Regions from separate parts of the Mus musculus genome. Here all the other regions are linked to region 3. A link is a loop called in an ENCODE intact Hi-C map of the cell type or tissue named here. Cell type or tissue: left cerebral cortex. All regions are shown on one strand.

Region 1 (2,500 bases), 130 kb after region 3:
ACAGAGACCTCTACAGATCGCCAAACATCTTACAATTGCCAGGGTAGAGAGCTGACTAAGGACACTGCAGGGGTGACTTAGCCACTGACCACAGAGACCTCTTGCTGCCCTCTCTTCAACAGCCCCTAGAGTTCAACAGGAGGAGGTAGGAGGGTGCATACACTCATGGCTGGGGAGGAGGGAGGAGGGACAGAGTCAGGATCCCTCTGCAAGACTTTTGGAAGCTGATCAAAATGTCTGCTGAAGTCAGGGATGGGACAGAATACAAGGCAGGACTTCCAGGTACAGGAGAGAGCCAGGGTTCCTAAGAGCCTGGGAAAGACTAAAGTCAGAGTGGGATTCTAGGAGATGGAGACGGGAGAAGGCAAGACAAGAGTCTCCCTGTGTGGGCTGCAGAACTGTGCTACAGTGGGGGGCTCATGTCACAAGGACCATCTATGTAGGACTTCAAAAAGACTGCTCAAGCCACAGGGCTGAGCTGTCAAATGGAGAAGTCCAAGGCTGGGATACCAAGCCTGAGGCAACGCCATCATCTATCTGTAGAATACAAGGCTCTGAGAAGGCAGACCCTGTGTCACGCCTCTGATAACTACTCCTTACTTCTCCTCAACTTTGGGGTGGCAATGTGCTCAGCCTGGGTCCCCCCTTTTCCAGACTTCCTGGCAGGGGCCACATGACCTATGAAGTACAAATAGAAATGTTGGGAAGAGAGGAATTCTGGGAATTTTTTTGCTGTCTCCCTAAGTAGGAAAAGAGCCCGGTGTTTACACTCTCCCTTCTTCCTGCTTCTTGGGGTCACTGGGTAAATAAATGACAACAATCTAGCTGCACCAGACCTTATCTTGTTACAAACAAAACAAAATAAAACAAAACCCCAACAATTTAACTACTTACACCTGAACACAATTCTAAGCCACACAGGCGCTTGCAGCCCCTTCCCAACTTAAGCCCCTTGGGGGAGACACAACCAGGGTTCTGTACTTCCAGCAAGTTTCGAAGAAATCAAACACTAAAGGTCTCACGCTGAACCCCAGTTCCCTTCTCCAAATGGAATTTAAAAGGCTGAGGCCTATTAGGAAGGCGGGGAGGAGGTGTGCCGTGGGTGGAGGAACTGCACATAAGTATGTAAGGGTTGGGAGCTGGCAGGGTGAGGGTGAGTCGGTAAGACCACTGCCCAAGCAGGGTCCCACTCCGAGCTCTGAGAAAGGGGTCGCTCCTCTGGCCGAGAGTCCCTGGAATGCCAGCCTGCTGGCAAGTTTATTTGCACCGCGTTAGTCCTTTTATGTCAGCCGCAGCATCCATCAAACGCTTCTAAAAGGGCCTACCGCAAACTGAGCCGGCGGACGCAGAAAGCATGTCTGCTTCCTTCTGCCACTCAGCTCCCTGCCCCCAAGGACAGTGGAGAGATGGGAATGTGAGCTTCTAAATCCACGCAAAGGAAGGACCTGAAAGGGGCAGAGAAGCGGTCCCTCCTCGCCGGCACCTGCAGCCTGCGCCTCTCCACCCGCCCTCTGGGAGGGGCTCGGCATCCTCCCACCCCGGACGCTGGAACCGGTCCTTCGCGGGTCCGCCAGCCCCTCGGAGAGTTTGGTTCACTCCAGCCGGGAGCTTCCCTTCCACCCCCTGCTCGCACTCACGCTCCACGTCATGCAGCTTTGCCCGCTCCTCCTCTAGCTTGCCCTTGAGGCTCTCGGCCTCGCTCTTCAGCGACGCCAGCGTCTCGTTCTCGTGCAGCCCATCGGTTGCCATCTTCGTCCGGATGCAGCCGGGAGAGAAACGCAAAGCGGGAGACTGTGAGTCGATGCGGGGGCCCGACGGGAGGGCGGGAGCAGCAGCAGCCTCCGTGACCCCAACGCCGCCCGGGGCCCGCCCCCTCGGCAGTGACGCGACCGCAGCGGTGACGGACTCTGCTGGCTCCGCCTACCGCGCCCTCCCTGAGAACCGGCGATGCTCGGAGGTGGGACAGTAGAGGGGAGGGGGGTTGTGAGGGGATGGGAGTGGGGGTGGGGTGGGGGTGAGTGAGGGTAGGATAAACTGAGACTCAGAGACCAAGCTGGCCCCAACTCTAGTCCCTGGCTCTAAGGGAGCCTAGTGAAGTCGAAGCCATACCGCCCAGCCCTTGGCATCCCTGGACTTGGTGGGCAGGAGGCCACACCACGTCCACACACACACACACACACACACACACACACACACACACACGTGCCTCACAACCCACTAATCGAAAAATTCTTTTAAAAATGAGTTCTGACTGCCGGGGTGGTGGGGTAAGACAGCAAAAGCAAGGGTCAGGGGCGTCCTCTCCTCTGGGATGAAGGTCTGCTTATGTTGTATTGAACTTGAGAAATGATAACTCCAGCGGCTCCTCTCCAGCAACAGTTCCCTGGGCTCCGTTCCTTGGTGAATCTCAGACACACACACCCCCTCCCCCAATCCCTCCTTCAAGCTACAGATGCAGAGTAGGGACAAAGGGCCATGATCACTAGGTGTCACACTTCCA
Region 2 (2,500 bases), 410 kb after region 3:
AAAGAAACATTCTCTGTCCCTGTGTTACCCTACAGCAGTGTTCCAACCTAAGAAAAGAGGAAATAGAAGCCAGGAAATATGGACATGGAGATTTTGCCCTGTGCCCAAGATACCAGAACTGGGAGCGAGAAGGGCCGGCGTTTGGAGGCAGGCCATTTTCACTCCCAGTGGTATATTCTGTAGGAAGCTGGAACTGAACAAAGCAGCTTTAGACAGACCTCAGTTCCCAGAGGCTGTTAGAACACTATTCAGCACCACCATAACTCGTGTACTTTAATCTTTAAGACTGCACGCACTGAGCTGCAGTGCTCCATTGCCCAAAATGCTCTCCTCTGATCCCTAGATAGTGGTCATTCCTCCCCACTCCCCTTTCTGTTTAAAGCCAGGGAGGGACTTAACTATGCAGCTCCACAAGATGGACTCATAGTTGGGAGTATAGCTCAAGTCTGGCCTCAAGTGAAATGACCCTTCCTCCTATGACTGATTCCTGGTGTAACCAAAATTTCAAGTCAGTCGACCAAGAAACAGCAATGGGTTCAAGGAAATACGGTTCTGTTTCTGTTGCTGGTATTTTTCTCCATCTGGACTGCAGCTACCTACAACTTATAGAAAGCATGAAACACAACGCAAAGCATCTGCATCTGTCGACACAGCTATACATTATTAAAATTCCTCCTCTGGTGTTTAAGAATCTGGGCTGTTCTGGCCCCCAGCATTGGATTTTCTCTACATTTTCATTCTTTATGGTCCTTGCATGCCCTATCACAGGCCTGGCTCGTCATTCCTCGTTCTGCCCTGTCCCTTAACCTCTTTTGTTGAGTCTCTATTTAAAAGTTTACTTTTTGAGATGAGTGGTCTCAGTCTATAGTTTAGGTTGCTCTTGAACTCATGATAATTCAGGGTTCCCCTTTCTTCAGTCTCCCAGATGTTGGTATTACAAATAGACCTGGCTTTATCCACTGCTGAACAAGAGGATTTGGGGGCCGATGGGATGGCTTCATAGGTAAAGCAAGCACCTGAACCCGAGCCTGACTTGATTATGATGTCGTCCCTTGAACCCCAATCTTTCTTTCTTTCCTCTAATTGCATACTCTTCCTGGGGTCACGCCCATCTGAGGACCCTGAGCTGCCATCAATCCAGAGCAAAGCAGTTCCATAGCACTTTCTGTGATGATGTGGTATTCTACGTTTGTGTTCCCCGATACACCAGCTACTAAGCATGTAGTGCTAACCGCCACTGAGCATTTAATGTGGCTAGTACAAGAACTGAATGCTTAAAGAATTAGCCAGAGATTAGAAGCCATGAGAAACACCCGTGACAGAGTCGTACAAAGCTCCCTCTGGTGGTTCTGATGCTAATGTGCACAAAAAAAAATAATTTTTAAGTTTGGGATTTCATAAGCATATGCAAACTTTTCAAAGATCAGAAGTTGTTATTTTTTCCTCTGCCCCTCCCTTTCTGTTTTTGAGATGCACATGTAGCTCGTGCTGGCCTCAAACTCACTATGAATCCGGAGTAACTTCTGATTCTCCTGCCTCTGCTTCCTGTGTGCTGGGGTGACAATGTACCTCCATGCCTGGTTTATGCTGGGCTGTGTGTGGGTTCAACCCAGGACTTTGTGCATATTAGGCAAGCACTCTATGACTGAGCTACAGTTCATCACAGAGAGAATGCATTTTTAATTAAAGGGAGATATATATATATATATTATATATATATACATATATATATATATATAGTAGGAGACTTGAAAATTATTTGAAACTCAGTGAGGCACTGAGTAGTTAGAACGGGAACTTTTTGGGGGGGGTGTGTGTTGGGGGGAGCAGAGTCTATGTAGTCCTAGGTGTCTTGGAGCTCACTATTTAGACCAGGCTGGCCTCACACTTGCAGCAATCCTCCAGCCTCTGAACCTCAAGAGTTGGGATTAAAGGAGTATGCCCCACTCCTAGTTTGTACCTAAATATTCCTGTCTTGTTGTCTACTGTGCTGCCCATTGGTCCAGCACAAATATCAAGACTGTCGTGTTCTACCTGAGCATGACAGGAGGAGGCTTCTGCTATATCAGCCAAACTCCCTTTCTTGGTGACCTTCCCAATTGCCAAATGCTTCTGTCCTTGGCAGCTATGGAGCTAGAATGGATACTGTCTCATGGTTAATCTAACAGTCACATAAATGTCTCATTTAAGAATAAAAGCCAAATACACATTTTAGTTTTTTGCATATATTTACAATATAAATATTAATCTTTTCAAAGTACATATTCTTTTTAACAGTGTGAGAAAATTATCTAGCATGGGACAGCAATTTAAAGTAAAACCTCTACAGTAGTGATTCAGGGAAAATAGAATGTTTTGGACCTTAGAAGGAATGAGAATGGGCAGGTAGCTCAGCGCTTGCCAGGAGGATGGGAGCAGCTTTGTCGGACCCCCTGGGGACAGACCCTGGGCGAGTGCTATAAAACCTAACCTGGAGAGATATAAAAAGCATACATGCTTG
Region 3 (2,500 bases):
ATCTAACTAAGACCAGCACTCACTGAGGAAGTGGAATCGGGAGTATAAAGCCAACAAAGGCAACATACACAGCAGATCCAGTAGAAGAAAGAGGGGGAAAGAAAGGGAAGGAGGCACGCAGGCAGGTAAGCAGACAATCAGGCAGACCTACCAAGTTCTACCCTGTCACATCCGTAGCAACTTCAAGACTAAGAGCAGTTGTCAAAGACAGGACACCAGACCCTGAAAGTCAGTCTTGGAGAGTCCACTAACTCAATGGTAAAATGGAAGAAAACTGCCATGACCTTAAAAGAAGTTTTTAAAAGGGAAGAAAGGGGAGGGGAAGAAAGCGTAGAACTGCAATCATCTGTACACTCCACTTCCCTAAGCTATGGGTGGCTATGAGAAAGCACTACAGGTACATCTTACTAAACGACGCTTTCACCAGTGGATGCAAAAAAGCACTAAGCGTTAAGCACTAAGCTGGGGAGCGGGAACCTGTCTTCTCATGATTACATTCCCAACCCCTAGCAAGGTGGCCAGGAGATGATAGGGATCCTTGTTTACTGAATGAATGAAACGCTTCATGGAAAACATGGGAAGGTGTACACAGAATTGTGCCTCGAAGACACAGAGAATAAACTATGAGCAAAGCCGGGCACAGGAAGAGTTTAGTTCTCTGTACTTTTACTTAGTGCTCCCTCCACAACTGGAGTAATTACATACAAACTGGAGTTGGTGACGAATGGGGGGAGGGGCAAGGAAAATGACATGTATAGAAGTTAATTTGGGCCTGGGGGGGCTGCAAGAATTCTGAAGTTCATCTCGGATCTTTCCTCATTCTTCTATTCACATCTCAAATTCAGATATTCGTAGACCTGTGCCAGAAATGCCCCCCATGAACCATCATTCATTCATTCATCACCAAATCCTGTCACTCCTCTCCAAACACTCCACAAGTTTCCCCATTCTTACATCACAGACAAGGAAACTGGCTTTCCGCACAGGCTCTCCAAGGGCACCCATCGCCAGTGCGTAGTCCTTCTGTAGAACTCCAACCTGATCCCTCCCAGACCCTTCAGGGGCATCTACACTCTCCCATCAACTCGCCCTTTCACACGGGGCGTTACCGCGCCCGATGGGCAGTTGAACATGTCTCCACTCATTCACTGCCAGCCACCCTTTCAATTGGCCATGTATGCACGGAGGGGCGCAGGCCACACGTCCTCCCTTCTGCTCCCCCAGGAGTCCAGGCCGGTCCCTGATCCTCCAGGCACTGACTCCGCGGCGGTCTCCCCGGGAGAGGCGGGCACCGCCGGGCATGCAGGGGGCGCTGGGCAAGAGCTTGGGGACTTCGCGTTGCCCGGCGCCGCGCCTCCGGCCGAAAAGCAACCCGACGCCCCATGTGCCCATCCGCGGAGCTCGCCCGCCCGCCCGCCCGCCCGTCCGCCGCACCTTTGCGCTCGGCCTCGCTCTCAGCTTCGCTCCCGAAGAGGTCCTCCATGTCCGCCATAGCAGCTTGGTCCGCGGCCTTGGCTTGCTCGGCTCGAGCCTGCTTTACGGCCAGACCCGTCCAAACACGACGTGTCGTAAAGAGCCGCACAAAGACCTACTTTACTTTTGTGACCTAGTTTTCTCCAGCACTCGGCTGGCTCCGCCCCCACCCCCTCCACCCCCGCCCCGGTGTCTGCGCTCGCCCGCTACTCCGTTAGCCCGCTCGCACGCTGTGCGGAGCTTGGGATGCGGGTCAGACTTGTTTACGACCTGTCAGCTGCGGCCAGGTTTCTTAAAAATAGTTGAGGGTGGGTGTGGTCGCTCTGCTCTGGGGAGGCAGATCTCTGTGAATACCAGGCCAGGTTCGTCTACAAAGCGAGTTCCAGCCAGCCAGCCAGCATATGTCTACATACGTAGATCCTGTGGCAGAAGAATAAGAAATAAGTCATTGAGAGCTCTAGCCTGGAGTAGTTAGTGGTGCACGCCTGTAATCCAGCACTCTAGAAGCAAAGGGTCAGAAACCCAAATTCATCATCAACTGCATAGCAACTTCAAGAGCAGCGTGGGATCCTTGAGAACCCCCACCCTTAAAAAAAAAAAAAAAAAAAGGGCTGGTGAGATGGCTCAGTGGGTAAGAGCACCCGACTGCTCTTCCAAAGGTCTGGAGTTCAAATCCCAGCAACCACATGGTGGCTAACAACCATCTGTAATGAGATCTGACTCCCTCTTCTGGAGTGTCTGAAGACAGCTACAGTGTACTTACATACAATAAATAAATAAATCTTTAAAAAAAAAAAAAAAAAAAAAAAAAAAGACCTGGTGAGATCGCTTGTCGGTAAATGACTTGCCCTTAAAGACTAAAGATCTGTTTTCCGAAAATCCAGCACCTACTTAAACTCAGGCACGGCTTCCAACATCTGTAATCCCAGCTCTCAGGTCCAATAAAGGACCTTGTCTTAAAATACAGATGCTGGATGGTGGTGTCTAGGCCAGCCTGGTCTACATAGCGAGTTCCAGGACAGCAGGA

What was found. Hi-C counts contacts between places; a loop is a spot of excess contacts. Peaks named below come from ENCODE experiments on the same cell type or tissue, not always from the same donor. Only the 100,000 strongest peaks of a DNase experiment are listed, where the experiment ranks them.
Region 1: it touches region 3 in a loop (5-fold over the local background); 5 of 42 quality-filtered maps call a loop at or near these places.
Region 2: a loop joins it to region 3, with 2.4 times the contacts of the local background. A loop is called at or near these places in 6 of 42 quality-filtered maps.

Annotation. Positions count from the first base shown.
Region 1 is chr9:75,313,521-75,316,020 of GRCm38, reverse strand. Gnb5 (guanine nucleotide binding protein (G protein), beta 5) reads right to left here. Exons shown (of 13, transcript NM_010313.2): 3 at 1,638-1,749. Gm19531 (a long non-coding RNA gene) reads left to right here. Exons shown (of 2, transcript XR_379632.4): 1 at 1-1,957. Among named protein-coding and RNA genes, the nearest start is that of Gm19531, 3.8 kb to the left of the region's middle. In left cerebral cortex, a CTCF peak has its summit at 1,525; DNase peaks (open chromatin) are centred at 578, 1,111, 1,821 and 2,375; H3K4me3 peaks cover 2,500 bases; H3K27ac peaks cover 1,942 bases.
Region 2 is chr9:75,032,174-75,034,673 of GRCm38, reverse strand. It overlaps Fam214a (family with sequence similarity 214, member A), which reads right to left. Exons shown (of 13, transcript NM_001113283.1): 13 at 2,206-2,500. Among named protein-coding and RNA genes, the nearest start is that of Arpp19, 4.3 kb to the left of the region's middle. In left cerebral cortex, a CTCF peak has its summit at 1,335 (motif pointing left); no DNase peak of the experiment used is centred here.
Region 3 is chr9:75,440,570-75,443,069 of GRCm38, reverse strand. Leo1 (Leo1, Paf1/RNA polymerase II complex component) reads right to left here and starts at 1,546. Exons shown (of 12, transcript NM_001039522.1): 1 at 1,435-1,546. The coding sequence starts at 1,492. In left cerebral cortex, a CTCF peak has its summit at 1,294; a DNase peak (open chromatin) is centred at 1,566; H3K4me3 peaks cover 1,525 bases; H3K27ac peaks cover 1,137 bases.